Linked DNA regions of Homo sapiens: all the other regions are linked to region 2. Evidence: chromatin contacts called from ENCODE Hi-C or POLR2A ChIA-PET data. All regions are on one chromosome and are shown on one strand. Each heading gives the region's core, a stretch centred on a gene start or an enhancer-like site at or near the end of the contact. The rest is flanking DNA. Distances are from core to core; before and after follow the strand shown.

What was found. A loop is a pair of places that touch in the nucleus more often than their neighbours do. ChIA-PET counts read pairs that join two places held with the same protein, here RNA polymerase II (POLR2A). Pooled maps may share reads with other maps.
Region 1: a pooled map shows a loop between it and region 2 (4-fold over the local background). The contact joins the promoter of PEAK1 here to the promoter of LINGO1 in region 2. A Hi-C loop is called at or near these places in 1 of 168 maps with a recorded cell type or tissue (dorsolateral prefrontal cortex) and 6 of 50 pooled maps. POLR2A ChIA-PET finds 5 or more read pairs at or near these places in 1 of 52 experiments (RWPE1).
Region 3: a loop to region 2 is called in a map of dorsolateral prefrontal cortex, with 5 times the contacts of the local background. The contact joins the enhancer-like site here to the promoter of LINGO1 in region 2. A Hi-C loop is called at or near these places in 2 of 168 maps with a recorded cell type or tissue (both dorsolateral prefrontal cortex) and 7 of 50 pooled maps. POLR2A ChIA-PET finds 5 or more read pairs at or near these places in 2 of 52 experiments (H1 and RWPE1).

What each region holds. Positions count from the first base shown.
Region 1 is chr15:77,418,294-77,422,356 of GRCh38, reverse strand. It overlaps PEAK1 (pseudopodium enriched atypical kinase 1), which reads left to right and starts at 2,253. Exons shown (of 10, transcript NM_001385026.1): 1 at 2,253-2,351. HMG20A (high mobility group 20A) reads right to left here and starts at 1,469. Exons shown (of 10, transcript NM_001304504.2): 1 at 1,353-1,469. RefSeq lists enhancers at 968-1,017, 1,408-1,457 and silencers at 1,908-2,227, 2,478-2,647, 2,658-2,867.
Region 2 is chr15:77,630,944-77,634,789 of GRCh38, reverse strand. LINGO1 (leucine rich repeat and Ig domain containing 1) reads left to right here and starts at 1,878. Exons shown (of 2, transcript NM_032808.7): 1 at 1,878-2,480. The coding sequence starts at 2,475. RefSeq lists enhancers at 925-1,054, 496-1,059.
Region 3 is chr15:77,494,154-77,498,381 of GRCh38, reverse strand. It overlaps a transcript of HMG20A not described here. Among named protein-coding and RNA genes, the nearest start is that of HMG20A, 75 kb to the right of the region's middle. RefSeq lists enhancers at 370-1,169, 1,241-1,535, 1,972-2,772. Within about 2 kb of position 1,406, at least 26 of the 41 ENCODE cell types and tissues checked have a DNase peak (open chromatin) inside an H3K27ac peak, as active enhancers do; they include dorsolateral prefrontal cortex, where a contact is called at or near this core.

The sequences.
Region 1 (4,063 bases), core at 1,004-3,503, 210 kb after region 2:
CGTGACCAAACAGCTTTTTAAAAAAACTATTATAGAATTAAAATAATCGCAGAGTCTGAGGCTAGATTAAGTACAATCCCAAAAGAAAAAGTACACAGGCCTTATTACTTCAAAAATTCTTGCAAGACAATACAGTTCTAGGTTCACTGATATATATACTAAAATTACTAACATTCAGATTTCACAAAGTAAGCTTCAAATAGATTGATTCCTTCAATACACAGACACACACCCTTCTAAGTATTGTGTTATCTGACAACAGAACCAAGGAATCAAAATTATTGAGTGTTTATTACCGCCTCACATATAGTTTATTAAAAATGAGCTACTGAAAACCAGAAAGTTCTTATTGACCTTTTGTCCTTTGTGAGCCAACTTTTTCCTGTTTAGAATCTGAGCTGAGTCTCATGACCCTTGCTTTATACTTTAAAACCACAAAGAACAGATACCATTTAAAAATCAGTGATGAATTAAATTACAAAGGAGGAAAATGTAATAAAATACAACTTTCAAAAATGTTACGTGTAAGCTACACATAAGAATTTTTAAGGCTGAAGAAGCTGTTCTCAGGCACAGGGCAAAACCTGTAGCCCAAAATCAACAGTCCTAATAATTTAAGATGTCAATTTTATCAGTTAAGGTAACCTCAAATTTGAGTACTTCAGTGTGATACTTTCATTCTGCTAAGATGAAAATGCCCCAGATTTTATGTAAAATATTCAGTCCCCTAAATAAAAAGTTATCTCCTTAAAAGAGAAGCTAGATTTCCTGTTGCATGTCAAGGCAGAGGGCACCACACTTCACCCAGCCAAGGCTGGACTTGAGTAGGGGTGCAGGTGTTGGCAATTCATCAGTCACACAAGCTATGTCGTCTTGCAAAGGTGCATAGAGATTTTTAACAAGGGCTTTCGAATTCTTTGAAGAAAACACAGACAATTTTGCTGGGGAGGAAATGCTCCATATTCCACGTGGAAGCAAACTCATAAATTCTGACTGCAGGTTGGTGTTCAGCACAACTTGGAATAATCTAACTTTTCACATAAAACACAATCCCCAAGCTGCAAGATAATGTCTCCGCGAATGGCACCAAGCACCACCTTTTCAAGCCCTCATCAGCACTGGAAGTGGGTCGGACACCCCCAAACCATCACCACCCCCCCACAGGAAGTGAGGGTGTCCCCCCTCCCCAGGACGGCCTTCCTCCCCTCCCCCAACCGGAAGTTGAGGCGCCCCCATTCAGCCGGCCTCCAACTGAGACAAACCAGTACCACCACCACCAAAAGAGGGGTGATCTTCAAGGGGTGAAGGGCATCTCGACTGGGGCCACCCCCAAGCTCGCCTTGCTTACTGACCTGCTGACGACAGGGGCAGGAAGGGGCCTAGGGCCAAAAGAAAGTCCCTTCCACAGAGGACAATTCCCTCAGCCCCTCTCAATCGCCTTCACTTCACGCACTCGTCGTCTCACAGCTGGACAAAAATTCTTCCGCAGCACTTTATTTTGGTGTCCTTTCCTTTTCTTTACCTAATCTCTTAACCACCTTTCCACAGGTAACTCCTCTTACCGCATAGCATTTACAATTGCTCCGGTGAGAAGAAAAATGAAATATTTTCCACGGTACCTTCACAAAAATGAAGGGATTATTTTGCCCCAATGCGGCGAAGGACTACGTGGTTACGCAAGGTGAGCCTTATTTTCGTGGAGGTTTCTGGGAGATGTAGTTTTTTTTTTTTTATTGCGAAGGCCCGCAGAAAGTAGAAGAACTGAAATTGGTCATGACTACATATTAGCGTCCTCGAAAACATATTCTGTATTCGATGACGGCTGACCTAGCGGGCCCCGACGCCCAAATGGGCCCAGACTCCCCTGGTCTTTTCCTCTGCGGCTTAATCGAACCCAAATTTTCCCTCACGCGGGCCCAAGGTCTCGGCAGCCCCGCCCCTTGTCTTAGCCCCGCCCTCCGCAGCCAATCAGGCACCCTTTAGGTCTCGTCCTCTGGAGGTTGGAAGGCAGAGAGGAGGGGCCTGGCGGTGACTCCTCCCGCTGGGGCTGAGGGAGACCTGGGAGACGACCGGGGCCCGTGAGCGCGCGCGTGCTCACGGCTCCAGGAGCGCGGCGAGCGGGCGAGGGCGCGCGCGGAGGGGCGGCGCGCGGGGCCGAGAGGAGGCGGGCAGGCTGGTGGGCTGGGCGGGCGGCGAGCGGCCGGGAGCGCGCGGTGGACTCGGCCGCGGCGAGTAGTTAGTTAGTTGTTGTTAGTCAGTGTCAGTTGCTCGGCGGCGGCGGCCGTGGTCACCAGGAAGGGGACGGGACGGACGGTGATGGTGGTCGCCGCGGCGGCGTGTGCGCCCCTCAGGTAACAGCGGCCCGGCTGTCCGCGTCCGCTCGGTTGTCTTCTACTCACGCGCCGTCTGTGGGACCAGGGTTGCCGCGGGTTGAGGGCGCTGACCCGGGGGAATCCGGGCGGGGCGGCGCGGGTTCTGGGTGGCGGCGCGGGTTCTGGGTGGCGCCGCCGCCGGGGCTCTGGCGGCCGGTGCGTCCCGCCCGGCGCGGGCTCTAGCTCCCCGGCCACCCCCGCGCCCCGCCGGTGCCGCGCGCCCCCTGCCGCCCCTGCCCCCTCCCTCGGCGGCGGCCCCGGGAGCGCGACGCCCCCCAGAGGAAGGAAAGTTGGGACCTGCCGCGAGGGACGCCCCCGGGCGCGGCTGGGAGGTTGCGGGGGAAAGTGAAGCCTGGAGGAGCTGGACGCGGGGAGGCCGGGGCAGGAGGGGCTTCTCTGGCTCCTGCCGGGTCCACACGGTCAGCCCGCTCCCGCACCCGGGAGCATCGGCGCAGCCTCGCCGGCAGCGTCGGGACGGAGCCGGGTGGCTCCCTGCCTGCTCCCTTCGCGCCGCGGCTGGGGAGCCCGCGAACGTGTGGGCTGGCGGGGTCGTTTGGGGGTTGTGAGTGGTTCGGCTGCTCAGTTTTTTTCTTTTCTGCCCTTTGACCCATCCGTTCTTGCAACTTTTCTTTCCTCCTTCGATGGGGACTTGCCGTCTGAACCGCGTCTGCCCCCTCCCCTCTCGTCGCATGCACCATCCGTCTGGGAGCTTGATTTCGTTTTTTCCTCCTTTGGCTACGTTAAAGATTGCTGAGAGCACCGGGAGAGACCCTCCTCCCCCGCCTGCCTCTGGCCTGTTAAATGTTACTTTTTGCGATTCGTTGTTTTTTAAAGATCCAAGTTCAGGAATTTGAGAGCTGTGGAATGGAGTTATTGGAAGGCTGACGTTGAGGGGGTAGTGATGAGTTAGAGGAAAACTATGATTTCATCTTTATTGGCCTTGCTATAGAAAACCTAATTGATTTTTTTTCTGCCTCTGTTGAATGTGGTAAGATCATACGTTGAATTAAATACTTAGAGACTTACATAAAAGACTATTTTTAGGTCATTGGATGATGTACGTGAACAGCTTTTCACCTGAATTGGGATTGCCTTGAGGATTCTGTTTTGGGGCCTACTTACTGATTTTTGTTCAGCCACAGCGTCTTTTTTTTTCCCCCGATAAATGAAGTGATGTAGTGATGTGTATAGTCAGAGAACCCATATTGCTCTCTGCAGTGTGGAAGTGAAAAACGTGAATTATCCACCGGGGTAAAACTTTCCATGAGCAATCTTGGATACTCACTTCATGATGGCTTCTCTCGTAATCTCAGAGCATTTCTAGATAGCTCAATTCACTGACGACCCTAATTACTTTCTGACTTGCCTGGGACTTCTCTTTGGTGACTTATTTAGTAAACTGTAATGGCAGATATGGTACATTTTCTTGGCTTCAAAGTTGAGGGTTATAGCCTCAGCCCAGAGATGAACAATGGAAGTAGAAGTCATAGCATTGCTAGTGAATTTTGGATATGACCAACTCACAAACTATGTGAAAAAACAAACATCCCCTTTTCATTGCTGTCGGGGGGGAAAGGGAAATATTTTATCATGTCTTTATTTTGGATTCTCTAACATGACTACATTATGTGGGAAAAAATGTCAAATTATTTTCTTTAAGGCTTTTTAATGTATGTTCCTTCTTTTCCCTC
Region 2 (3,846 bases), core at 629-3,128:
GTAGCTCACAAACAGCCGGGGTGGGGGGGCTGGGGAGTCTGGGGAGGGGTCCAGGCAGCGCGGAGTTGAGGGACCGGGGAGTCGCCTGCGCTGGGCTCTGGCAGGGAGGGGGACTCCTGTGCTGGCCTCCCTGCTTCACCTCCCACCTGTAAGTCCTTCTGCCGAGCCTGCCCCCTGCTGGTCCATTCAGCCATAGAAGACGAGTCCAGTTCCCTTTCCGTGGCTTGCTGGCTGTGTGACCATGGGCAGAGCCTGGAACCTCTCTGGGCCTGGGCTTCCCTCCCTCTGTCACAGGGGAACAATAGTGCCTCCCCCAGAGTTGCTGGAGGGTGAACGTACAGTTCACAGTAGAGCATAGCATGGACGCCTGCTAGGAGGGACTCTAGCTAGGCCTAGGTTGAGGATGGGCATAGACATAGGAGACAGGAGAAAGTGCTCCAGACAGGACTGTCCAGAGCAACGGTGTGCCAGAGAGACTGAGAAGTACCCAGAAATGGTGCAGCTGGAACAGAAGGTCTGTGCAAGCCTTTGGGCTGTGTGTGAGGCTGAACAGCGAGAAACAAGGTGCTGTTGGGGGTGGGGAGAGGTCCCTCCGTGGCAACCAGGCATCTCTGCAATGATGTTGCGCAGGCTTCCTGGGAGAGGGGGTGTCACTGGAACTGGGATTCCAGCGTCTGCCCCAGAATCCGAGAGGCTTTGGGCTAGATCCCCTCCCCCAGCCTCAGCTGCCCCTGTGGACTCAAGCTATTAGGAGTATTCATGTGCTAATGGGTTGTTCCCAGCAGGGGAGGAGGGATGGCCGTGCCGGGCGGTGTCAGCATTGATGGTTATTCTAATAAAACTGGCTTGGTGGTAAAGGGCGTCTGGCTTCAAGGAGATGGAGGGGGTAGTATAGGGAAAAAGGTGAGGTCCTGAGGGTGGTAACCTACTCTGCAGGCTTTGCCAAGACATCCCTGCTGGCCTAGTTTCTGTATCTGAGGATCAAGGAGGATCTGGATCTCCGAGGAGAGGTCCCATTCCTTGGGCCCGTCTGAAGTTGTGGCCCCAGCCGAGGATCCCCGGGACCATTCCGGGAGGAGGGAACAGTCAAGCCCAGGCGGAGGCTCTGCGCTGCCCTCTGCTGGCCACTGGGTGCAGGGCCTCCGGACGGAGCGGGCCAGAGAGGCCTGCCGCCCTCTGCTGGACAGGAAGCCAGGCTGGGCGGGGACCCCGGCTCCTGGGTAGAGCTGCCGGGCCAGCGCGGCTTCCTCGCCGTCCCCTGGAGCTTCCCATTCTGCCTGCCTCGCCCTCCCGCGCTAGAATGTGGGCCCTCTAGCCTCGCGGACTTTCGAGAGGAGGGGACAGGGCCAGGACGGGGGCTCCCGGTCGGCCTCCCCATGCCGCCCTCCAAACAACCCTGTTCGTGTAGGGAGCCCTGTCCGTCCTCGTGCGTGTGTTCGTCCACAGCCCAGTTAACACGTGTAAACACACTCGCGCGCTCACATGCACACGCATGTGGCAACACAAAAATCACACACAACGGTGTGCGCGCATACACCCAGGGAGGACCGCACGCCGGACTCCCCGACACCCGGCTGGCCCGGGACTCGCCCAGAGCCCCGGACCCGGAGGGGCGCGGCCGTGTGCAGAGCTGGAGCGCCTGGCTGGTGCGCCCCTCGCCTGCGCACCCCTGCCTGTTTCGCTGCCCTAAGCGTGCAGGGCAGCGGCTGGGGCGCCCCTCGCTCTCCGCCCCCTCCGCTGAAAGGAGACGAACCACCCCCCACCCCACCACCACCATCACCAGGTTTTGCGGCCGCGCCTTCTCCTCCCCCGCCCGGCTCCCGCGGCTCACTCGCTCCCTCCTCCCTCGATCCCTCCTCCCTCCCTGGCTCGCTCCTAGTGCTCCCTCCCCGCGCCGCTGCAGAGCGCGGAGCCCGAGCGGGAGCCGGCGCGGGAGCCGGAGCGGGCGGCGGGCGACAGCGCAGGCGGCGGCGGCGGCGGTGGGTCCTGGTCCCGGCCCCGGAGGGCGCGGAGTCCCCACCCGCGCCGCTCCGGCCCCTCTCCCGACGCGGGGCGCCGAGCAGCATGCGCGGCCGCTGCCCGCCGGCCCCGGCCCCGCGGCGGAGCGCGCCCGGCCTCGACCCCGGCCCCAGCGGCAGAGGCGGCGGCGGCGGCTCCGGGCCGGCCCAGGGGGCAGAAGCAGGCTCGCGCAGCCCCTGTCCCGCGGCCTGAGCGCGCCCGCCCATCCGCCCGCCGGGGCCGCGGCCTCCCGCCTCCCCACTCCCGAGCCCCGGCCCCGGCTCCGGCTCGGCTCCCGCCCGCGCGGGGCGGACAGACGGACAGCCAGCCCCGCGAGGGCGCGCGGACTGCCGGGCGGAGGTGTCGGAGGAGGAGGAAACGGAGGAGGGGGCTGGGCAGGGGCTGGGGCCTGGTCGGGCCGGCTGGAGAGACATGCGATTGGTGACCGAGCCGAGCGGACCGAAGGCGCGCCCGAGATGCAGGTGAGCCAGGCGGCCGCGGCCGAGCCCCGAGCGGGCAGCCCCGCGGCGAGTGCCCCTGGGGGCCGCCATCGGCCCTGGCTGCGCCCTCCTGGGGTTGCAGGGCACCTCGGTGCCACCCAGACCTCCTTTGGGGTCATAGGCCTGATTTCCCCTCAAGCCTCAGAAATGAAAATTCTTCCTTTTCCACCTCCCCTCTCTCCAACCCCAACAAATTCCGGGTTTGTAAGCTGGGAGCCTGGAGCTGGGGAGGGGCCCCCACGGGTGTCCCAGACCTGCTCTGGTCTCCCCTTCCTGTCCCCCCTCCCATTCTGAGTATTGGTCACTCTAGAGGGTAAGCCCCCTGCTCAGCCCTGGGTGGGTACCTCCCTTCGTGGACCCCAGGTACCCCCAGGCAGCCCCCACCAGCACCAGACACTCCCTAGCTGGTGGACACAGGTCAGGGGCTGGGTTTCTCCACAAGCTCCAGCCTGGATGGCAGCTCCCCACCACACACAAGCATCGCCCCTTTCCAGCTCCTGCCCAGTGAAAAGGAGATGGGGAGTAGGGAGAGTGGAAGGAAGGGAGTTGGGGACCGGGAGCGCCCAGGAACGCTTTAGGGGCCTCCCCTTTGTCTGCGTTCAGCCCGGGCTTCTCACCTCCTCTTGCCCCACTTTTCATTCTAAGGCAGAGCGGGTGGGAGGTGGGAACCAGCTGAGAAGAGGGAGGTAAGGAGGGAGCCTCCTGCTCCCCCTCACACCCTTTTCGGGGTGGGCTGTGGGCTCTCTGCTCTCAAGGCATGCCAGGAGATGTGACCCTCCGGGCGGATCCCACTTTGAGAAGGAGGGGTGGGGCCAGGCCAGTGGGCAGCCCCTCCCGGTTCCTGCTGGGGTCGCAGCCCAGCCTGGTCCAGCCTGACTGTGCCTGCACCTCCTCTTTGTTCTCAGAGGCCTTGGGGTTGGGGTGGGGCAGAAGGGGGCCTGAGAGGATGGGAAGAGCTCTGCCCTGAGCGGGTGGGAGTGCAGGAGGCCCTGAGGTAGGGGCTGTGGCATCTGGACAGCCCCTTCCTGCTCGCCCAGCCCTCCCTCAGTCCTCTGCTTGGTTTGGGCAGCCAGAGGGCGCATAGCCCAGCCTGGCCCGCGGCTCTGGGCTCAACCCTGTTGGTCATTATGCCAGTGGCTTCAGCACTGGTGCCTCCCATGCCCAGGGAGCAATGAGCCGGGACACCCAGGCGGCAGAGAGCCTGGGGCTTCCCCAGATCCAGCGCAGAGTGTCAGTGAGGAGAAGAGGGCCAGCTGCTCCCAGACCCTTTGTCCTTGTATAAGCCAGGGAGGAGCTCAAAATCCTCACGCCTCTGGGAAGGCACTAGCAGCAGGTCTACTGGGATGGC
Region 3 (4,228 bases), core at 157-2,656, 140 kb after region 2:
CAATGGACTTTCAACGTGAGCTCTAGACGTGCCTAGATTGAAACTAGCTGAGCAAGAGCTGGCCCGTGAGTAAAATGTATCACATGCACTCCCTTAATGCTTCCAAAGAGAAAAATCCAGCGCAGGGAGAAGAAAGTGCCGGCAGCAGCTCTGCAGGCTCAGGGCTGAGGATCCGGTAATGAAGTCTTTCTGGAAGGTAAGAAAGGGCTGTGTGCTGCATGCTATTTTTAAACATGCTGGAGCAGCACATGTATCCCTGGCCCACGCACTTTCTCCAGCAGAGGAGGGGCCTGGGGGATGCAGCCAGGAATTTAGATGCTATTTATTGTATTTCCTTTTATCAGTCAAATGATTTTCCTATTTCCCACCTAGATAAAGATCTTCCACTTACAGCTCCAGCTTGTTGACCTTGTCAGGACTGCTGTGCAGCCTGAAAATTGGTCCCAGAGAGAGAAGGGCATTGTTTTTAGGGGGTTGCTTGGCGGGTTGGGTTTTTCTTCTCCCAGCAGGGAAGAGATTGGTTTACAAAAAAAAAAAAAAAAATTAAAAATCTTCCAGAAAACAAAAACTGATTGTTTTGTGCCTTTTTGCAGAACTGAAAGGCTGTCCAAGTATAGTTCACCAGCCATCCCCCTTGCATCCCCCTAATATCTCCACCCTACGTTTCACCAACACACACACACACACACACACACACACTCTCTCTCTCTCTCTCTCTCTCTCTCTATTAATATCTCTTTCTTTCTCCTGCAGCAGCAAGCCTGGCCCTGGCCCCAGACCCACTGCTGTGCTGCTGTCTTGGCAGGCAGCAGGGCAGAGGGGGGTGGCAGCTCTGTCTAAGCTTGTAAGCTGAGCCAGTCTCTTGGCTGTGCCAGCTCTGAGGCCCCTTAGAGATGCCAGTATGCCTGAGTGGGAGCAGTTGCAGCTTCCACTCGGCTGGAAGCTTTGGAGCCAGCCAGGCCTCCAGAAGCTGCATTCTCAGGCAAGGGTATGGCCCGAGGGCTGCTAATCAGCAGGAGGCCTCCTCTTGGGCAAGCTGCCCTCATTGTCTCGCCTTGCCTAGGCCTGCTGGCCAGGTTCACAGGCCAGAGACAGTGCCACTCTTCCTCACCTTCTCGGGAACGGGACCAGCAGATGCTGTGGGAGGCTGGGGTTTTATTGTAAATCCTCATGATTTCTGGCTCATTTAGAGCCACGAAACACAAAGAGAGCCAGCTAGAAGGAGGGAATCCAGCCCCTTGCAGGTTCATCATTTGAACAGCAAGGAGCTGCAGGCCCCTTCCACACTTGCGAGGGTCGGCTATGGATTGTAACAGAGCTGCCGGCTTTCAGGAACCCCAGGTTCTTTCCCACCATTGCAGTGTTTCCTAGCCGGGACAGCAGAGGGCGCCAGCTCTCCTGCCAGCACTGGGTCCCGGGCCGTCCTCCCGCACATCTGGAAATGGGCTCTATCACTCTCTTGCGAAATAAGGCCAGGGATCTGTCTGTGTCGGATGAATTGGCACCCGAGTGAGCACGCATACACATCAAGAATTCCACTTTCTCATTACTTCTATTTCTCCCTCAAGAGCACTTGTGGAATGTGGGGAATTTGCCTTGCCAAGGCGGCCAACACATCTGAGTCTTGGGCTTGGTCAGGCCTCGGTGGAGCGCTTGGCGGGACCACCTCTGGTCTGAAGACTTTGCCCTTCCCTCCGACATGCAGAGAGGGGGAAAAAGTAAACGGGAGGACAGGACCTCCCAGATCTTTTCCCCTGGGGAAGAAAACTAAAAATGTTTGGTCCTGACCTTCCGGGCCCTCCTGAAGAAAGCAAATGTCCCACATTAACAGGTCCTTGAGAAAGAAGATATAATTCCAAGAAAGCATTTTCTTAAATTACAAGTGATCAGAAATACCAAAGGTATGTGCAAACAATGGAGATGGAAAAGGAGAAACTGGATGGAGGAGGGCAGAGCTGAAGCCAACCCAGGGGCCTGGTTGCTGTTCTGAGGCTGCTTCCTAGACTTCTGAAAGCTGCATGCATTTAAATGTCCACATTTTCTCGCAGAAGCCAGCAATCGGTACTTCCCTTGGCCAAACAACACATCAGTCTAATATGGTGTGGGAGAAATATGTTACATTCTTTTATGAACAGAATGTTAACATCACCTAGAATCAATATTTATATCCAAGAACACAATGAACTGGCTTGTTTTGTGCTGCATGGGTTTAAGACAGGGACATTTGGGAAGAGTAGGGAGGCCGCCCCTCCTCCCACCCAGAAAGGCAGACCCGGGCAAGCAGGCTGAGGCTCCGGCATCTTCCAAAGGGTTTCTGCCTGGGAGACCATGCTCGGCTCCCTTCCTCCCTCACAGTCCTTTGTCTCCTGGGATTGCAAGAGGAAGCCAGAAGCAGCCAGTGGGGCAGGAATTTGTGGCGAGGTTCAGGACGTGAGGCAGCATCCTGTCTGCAGGACAGCCACCTACCATTCGTGAGGGCTGCAGTGGGGGAAGGAGGGTCAGGACATGCATCCCAGCATTTCCTACTGCAGATCAAAGTAGGGGCGGACACAACTTTACACAAGTCCTTGGATGAGGGGCTTCTAGGGGATGAAAAACTAGGAATAAGGGGGGATGACACTTCTCTTTCATGCTGCTATTTTTTGGCCAGGCAATTGTCCTCATTTGAGGCAGCCATTACAACAGAGATGGAAGCTGAGGTCTCCTGGCCTTGGAGTGCTGCATATTCTTCCAGAGGCTTTTGGGACACTCTATCTAACTCCTTAGGCTGGTTTCTTCCTTGATGCCGTTTTCCACTTTACTGCCTTTTTTTGTTGTTGTTCTTTATTTTTTTGAGATGGAGTCTTGCTGTGATGCCCAGGCTGGAGTGCAATGGCACAATCTCAGCTCACTACAACCTCTGCTTTCTGGGTTCAAGCGATTCTCTTGCCTCAGCCTCCCGAGTAGCTGGGACTACAAGGCATGTGCCACCACACCCAGCAAATTTTTGTATTTTTAGTAGAGACAGGATTTCACTATATTGGCCAGGCTGGTCTCGAACGCCTGACCTCAAGTGATCCACCCGCCTCAGCCTCCCAAAGTGCTGGGATTTCAGGCGTGAGCCACCACGCCTGCTGGCTTTACTGCCTTTGGAAGCTACTGGGCCTGCAGCCTGGAGTCAGCTGCTTGCTCCTTGCATGTACAATCCTTACCTAATTAGAAAAATAAAAACAAACAAAAGCCTTTCCCCCTTTCCCAGAAGATTTAAGGTTTGCCTGCAACAGACCATCTACAAATGTGAGACTTCTCTTCACCTAAGCAGACTGGATTGGGGCCTCATTTTGCAGAGCAAGCAGGCCTACTTCATTTTCAGATTCGATGCTGAAGGTCACCACTTTCAACCGTAGCACTTGTCTCTCATTAAATGTCTGGAGCTCATTATGATATATCTTGCAGAAAAGTCTTTGCTGCTTTAATAGGCATGATCTTTAGAAAAGATCCCTTGGCTTATGTGTAAGATTGAGGCATGATTAATCTTGGCCCCATTTAGTTGTGGGTCACCAGTGTTCAGGCTAGAGTGAGACCTCTCTGCATGATCACAATTTATAATTTTCCATAATCTATATCTTTTTTTATGTTGTTAGCATGTTTTGTTGCTGTAATTCATTTGGTCTGAACTATTGCTTTCATCTAGTTCTAAGAAACAACCAGTAAATATCCCAATCACATCTGCTATAAAACCAGCCAAGATAAACATATTATTTCATTATAAGCCACTATGTTTAGCATCCTCTTTACGGCTGCAAAGCTCCCCCTGCAGAAATCTCATGTGGCAGACTCATGTAAGTTTAAATATTCTGAACATCTTTACAGGTACTGACTGATTTAAGCCAATGGAAAAGTCTCACTTGGGTCCAGATGTTGTTCTGATGTCAAGGGCAGGATGAAAGAATAGTGAAAGTTAGCAGTAGGGGCCGGGTATGGTGACTCATGCCTGTAATCCCAGCACTTTGGGAAGTTGAGGTAGGTGGATTGCTTGAGCCTAGGAGTTTGAGACCAGACTGGACAACATAGTGAGACCCCCATCTCTATAAAACATGGAAAAATTAGCCAGGCATGGTAGTGCACATCTGTAGTCCTAACTACTTGGGAGACTGAGGTGGGAAGATCTCTTGAGCCCAGGAGTTCAAGGCTCTAGTGAGCTATGATCACACCACTGCATACCAGCCTGGGCAACAAAAGAAGACCC